Linked DNA regions of Homo sapiens: region 2 is linked to region 1. Evidence: chromatin loops called from intact Hi-C (ENCODE). Cell type or tissue: heart right ventricle. All regions are shown on one strand. Each heading gives the region's core, and the rest is flanking DNA. Links, peaks and the distances in the headings are about the cores only.

The links. A loop is a pair of places that touch in the nucleus more often than their neighbours do. Peaks named below come from ENCODE experiments on the same cell type or tissue, not always from the same donor. Only the 100,000 strongest peaks of a DNase experiment are listed, where the experiment ranks them.
Region 2: it touches region 1 in a loop (2.9-fold over the local background); 2 of 110 quality-filtered maps call a loop at or near these places.

Annotation. Positions count from the first base shown.
Region 1 is chr12:88,983,271-88,986,204 of GRCh38, forward strand. No RefSeq gene overlaps it. Among named protein-coding and RNA genes, the nearest start is that of LINC02458, 35 kb to the right of the region's middle. In heart right ventricle, for the core only: no CTCF peak of the experiment used is centred there; no DNase peak of the experiment used is centred there; H3K27ac peaks cover 700 bases.
Region 2 is chr12:88,653,812-88,656,745 of GRCh38, forward strand. No RefSeq gene overlaps it. Among named protein-coding and RNA genes, the nearest start is that of KITLG, 75 kb to the left of the region's middle. In heart right ventricle, for the core only: no CTCF peak of the experiment used is centred there; no DNase peak of the experiment used is centred there.

The DNA of each region.
Region 1 (2,934 bases), core at 332-2,831:
TAACAGCAACATTTTCATTATTATAATAACGGATATGTCATAATGGAAAGATACTTCTGAAGCAACATGACCCCAGTATCCCAAGATTAGTTGTTTCACTAATGCCAACTTTAGTTCCTTCATCAATAATAACTTTAATTATCCCATGTTAGAACAGAATGCCAGGCAAACTAGAGAGATCTCCTTCCCCTCAAATGATTAAATAGAGGCTAGATCTCTCATTTCTATTAGTCTAATTCAGTCCTTCCATCAAACTTCTAGTCACTGAGATTCAAAATACTGGTTAAGTATTCCCACTCCTGTATGCCCATGCCAATAATGAGGTAAAGGTTTTTGCCATCTCTTCCTTTGTAAACTGGGGGCCTCTGCTCTAGCTGAGGTCCTATTACCTATTAATCCACTCCCCAACTCCCCTCCCTGTATCTCATGACCCTTCACTATTCTTTCCCCAATCTCCTTTGCATACAGATCTTTTATTAGCTATATTATCTTCATGCAGGTCAACATTTGAGGCCACGCATGCTCTTCTTCAGCTGAATTCTCCAGATTTGACAATGACAAGATCAAGCTAGCTTTGCACGTTTTCCTACACATGTTATTCATTGGCCCTTGCCTGCCCCTACCACCGCTACCAATCCACCTCAAATGTAATACACTAAGTATAAACAGAGTGTTTATTTTGTAAATGAAACATCAAGTTAACAACCTTTAGCAACCTCTTGCAACCCTTCACCATATTTCTACCCCAGACCCTTCTTTATATGGAAATTTTCTATGTATCTGTCCCTTCTTTCCATTACTTCTCTTCTTATATATTAGGTTCTAACTAACCTGGACTATTCATGGTGCAGTGAATTGGACACCTTTTTCTCATACCTAGAGTTATTTTCTCACATTGATTCCACAGGTAGTGATGCGGTTAAGAGCATATGTGTGCTATCCACACTGCCTAGCATCAAAGGCCTGCTCTGCCATTTACTTGGGTTGTGGTCTTGGGCAAAGTTAATTGACATCTTTGTACTTCCGTTTCCTTATTTGTAAAAGGGAGATAATAACAAACCTAATTTGTAGAGCTTTGTGAGGATTAGATGAGAGAAATTTATGTGAAACCTTACCACGTTTGTTGTCACCAAGAAATGCCTAATTTCACTGGTGATTATTATAAGATACTTTTTTCTTGATTTTCTGTTCTCAAACTCCATCTTTTTAAAATCCTTTGTAACTTCTAACGTTCAGTTCATATACCTGCCATCTTGATGGAAATACACTCTTCAACTAGATACCTTCTTCTACACATGCATGCACACATATATACACCCTATTGTCAATGTCATCCAAATAAATATGGCAGCCAAGTAGAGTCTAGGGAGAATTAAGGCAGCCACAGTCTCTAGAATCAGGTGACGTCAAAAGTGCAAGGAACTGTCAAGATTTCTGATTGACTTCAATTGATCCAATGGGAAAGCAGGATAGCTACAGCAATAAGGAGACATACTCCAGGATGCCTGAGAAAGAAGACATAAGAAGGGTGGTGCTTTGCAAGTATTAATGGGCATATGAATCATGCCAGAGGTCTTGCTCAGAGGCAGATTCTGATTCAATGGCTCTGATAAGGATATAAAATGCTTCATTTCTAACAAGTTCCCAAATGATACCATGCTTTCAGTCCTCCAATCCTCCTTCAGTAGCAGGGCTCTAAAGAGAGTGAGGTTGCAATCCAGAAAACTCAGGAAAATCACCACCAAAACTTGTGGATCAGCAAGACAAAGATTGAGAGAACTGAGCAATAACAGCATAACGGCAGTGAGAAAGGAACATGAACCAAGAGACCACAGTCAAAATCAAGGTTAGACACATTAAGGAAATTACATGGTCATTATGCCAGTGGCACAGGGCATCTAGAACTGTGTCTGGAGTCACAGTCGAGGACAGAAAAGCAGATTCCAGAGAACTGAGTAGACAAACACATTGACCGTGACAAATTTCTCATACCAGCTACACACAAATCCTACCTCCTTATGGCAAAGCAGTGGAGTATGGTGGAAATAACTCTGTACTTGAAAACAAATACAAGTCAGATAGAGCCTAGACCCTGACACTAGCTGTGTGAATTCTTTGAGGACCCATTTTCTCATCCCCAAAGAGGGGGAAAATAATGCCTTCTTCAAAAGACTGCTGCAAAGGGCCAGGCATGATGGCTCTCACCTGTAATCCAAGAACTTTGGGAGACCAAAGTGAGCTGATTGCTTGAGCCCAGGAGTTCGAGACCAGCCTGGGCAACATGGCAAAGCTTTGTCCCTTGAATAAATACAAAAATTAGCCAGGTATGGTGAAAGGCGCCTGTAGTCCCACGTACCCAGGAGGCTGAGGTGGGAGGACGACTGAAGCACAGGAGGTCGAGGCTACAGTGAGCCATAACTGCACCACTGCACTCTAACCTTGGCAACAGAGAGAAAAAGATCCGTCAAAAAAAAAAAAGAGAGAGATTTCTGAAAGATTAGGTAAGACAATTCTTTCACTGAGTGGGAGGTTACTTAGATAATCTCTAAATTCCTTTCTAAGAATCAAATTACATATCTATGATTACCATGAAGATTACCATTGCCTCACTTAAAAAAAATCACCATCATCTCCTACTATAACAAAACTCAGAAGTCTTGCCTAAGTTTCTGCTGGGGAAAAAATAAAAAACTGTTTTAGCTAATTCATTATCAGGTAGGAGATAACAGTATCCTAAAATGAGAGGTTGCAAAGTCCAGGCAGGTAACTTCAAGTGTCCAGCATTAGGCAGGAACTGGAGATCCCTAAAGGATGCCTGTCCTTTCACAAGATTGTCACCAAGAAAGAAAGGGGGTGTGGTTTCAACACAAAAAAGAGAAATTTACTGGAAAACCTCTTAATTGTTAAATGTTGGCAAATAACGGAAATACTAAA
Region 2 (2,934 bases), core at 217-2,716, 330 kb before region 1:
CGTAAAAAGCCAATTACTGAGACAACAAGTATTGTCAGGGAAGAAGGCTTTAATCAGCTTTTGCAGCCGAGGAGATGGGACTGAGGATTATTTTGCAGGTAGATTGGGCCTGGTATGATTTGCCTTTGGTGGAAGTGGGAGACTAGAGAGAGAAATACTGTTTCAGAAGAAAGCTATAGTATTAGATTCCTTTGATTCCTGGGTGGCCATGAAATCACCTATAGCATGGAGCTACCCAGGACTCCCCTCCTCAGCATGAAGCAGCCAGAAATATGGATGACCAGATTCTCCATGATTGAGGAATTGTTAAATAGAAAGGCAGAAGTGAAACTGAGCCAGTGGCCCCATAGATAGGTTTTTTTAAATGTATAAACATAGAAATTGATCCTTCTGTGCCTGCAATCCCAGCTACTCTGGAGTCTGTGGCACAAGAATCACTTGAACCCTGGAGGTGGCAGTTGCAGTGAGCCAAGGTTGTGCCACTGCACTTCAGCCTGGGTGACAGAGTGAGACCCTGTCTCTAAATAAATAAATAAATGAGAAATTGATATTTCTGGTCTTAAGACTTGAAACCTAATTTGTTTTATCTGAGTTCCTTCCTCAGGAAAGGACCCCAAGTTTCAAAGAACTGATATTCACCAAATCACCACATCCAGAATGTGAGATACCAGCCCCCTCATTCATCATGATTGCTTCCTTGCCCCTCCCTAGTTTGTTTTCTTATACATTGTTACATTTATTCCCTGCTATATAAACCCTAGGTTTGGTTGGTTAGGGAGCTGGATTTCAGACTGAGCTCCCATCTTCTCAGCTGCAGCATCCAAGTAAAGCCTTCTTCCTTGGCAATACGTGTTGTCTCAGTGACTGGCTTTCCGTGTGGCAAGCAGCAGGACCTAGACGGAATTCCTGGTGTTTCAGTAATAGTTGTGCAGAAGGATTTTTATTAATCATATTTATAGTGCCTGTGAATGTCAAATATTTTTAGACATTTTTAAGCAGTTAAGGAAAGAATGTGAGGGTGGCAGATACCTGATACCTTTGAAGACTTGTCTGGTTACCTTGATCTCACCTTCAGGAAGGTCATCAATGACTTACACCTTAGAGAAGACTCTCACACACCTTCCTTTTAAGGTCTTCCATTGCACCGATTTACGTATAAGTGTATGTATGTCTGGTGGAAGTAAGTTTGCCTAGTGGACTATTAGAACTTGGGGTAGTGAGAGAACAGAGTCAATTTTAGGTTGGGATCACATATAATTTTGGGATAGTGGAAGGCTTGAGGGAAGGATAAAATGGAGTTGTCTAAACTTTTTGCTGGTTCTGAGACAATAAACTTTTTTAACTTCTCATATTGTTTCTTTCCTTTCTTAGCGTTTATATTAGTCAAGGTTTTCCAGAGAAACAGAAACAATAGGAGAGAGAGATATATATATCCTCTATATATATACCCTATATATATGTATATATATATACACACACCCTAAGTATATCCTCTATATATATCCTATATATATATATCCTCTAAATATATCATCTATATATATATCCTCTATATATATCCTCTCTATATATTTATATATATATCCTCTCTATATATATCCTCTCTATATATATATCCTCTGTATATATCCTCTATATATATATCCTCTATATATATCCTATATATATCCTACCTTATCTGATAGATATATATATCCTGTGTATATATATATCCAATATATATATCCTATGTATATATCCTATATATATATCTGATATATATATATCCGATAATGTATATATCCTATATATATATATTTATATCCTGTGTGTGTGTGTATGTGTGTGTGTGTGTGTGTGTGTATATATATATATATATATATATATATATATACATATACAGAAAGAGATTTACTATGGGGCATTTCTCACAGTATTATGGAGGTAGAAAAATTGCATAATCTGCTGTGTGCAAGCTGTAGACCCAGGAAAGGGTGGTGTTAATTCCAGTCTGAGTCTGAAGGTGTGAAAACCAGGAGCATCAACAGTGTAGGTCCTAGTCAAAGGTCTATTGCTAAGTAAACACTCCACAGGTAAGCCATATTGTATACTATGATTACATTTATTTCTGGTACAACTTTTATTTCTCATTGATTTAGTAATTGTCTCTTATTTCTAATTGTTTACTTTCTCTTATACCTCTTGCCCAATGACTTCCAGGCTCTCTGTTATAACTATAAATCATCTCATTCAAACTAATGAACAAAGTGGTATTTTATTAATGCATTTTTCTTAGACACATCAATTTTGGAACCCTCTGTCCTGCTGCTCATATCAGATGTGTTGCTCGCTAGGTCAGCTACTAAACCGCCATCCTGTGATATTTCCCCATCACCTTAGATAGTCTAGTTGCCTCTTTCTTTTTTCTATACCCTGTTTTCTTGATCTCACATATTCCTTTTACTTGGTTTACTCTTTAGGTTTACAGCTGGATACAGAACAATCTAATCAGCCAAAATAAAACTGATTCAAATTTGGACATGTTTAAAATGTTTAATAATAATACAAATTGGGTGTGTTAATTGCAACAATTAAAATCAGTTTTTAAGATGATTACTACACCCACCATGCTTTAATTTGGTTAATGTGAGGGACCCGCACACCACAGATTCTTGTTTCTTATGCTTTGATTGTGGGTTCTAAGTTAATGGCAGAAATTTTCTTTTCTATTTTATATCTCTATTTTGTGGTTAAACTTGTAATTTTCCTTATCTTCTGTCAGGGATATTAGCTACAACCACACATACAATACTGAGGTTACCAGAGTTCTTATCCTTGTCTCTTAATTCCTCTGTAGAAATATAAAAATAAACCTGCCATAGACAAACAGCCCAAGATTCTTGATAGTTACATAATTTTTATATTTTGTATATTTATATATTTTTATTATATATA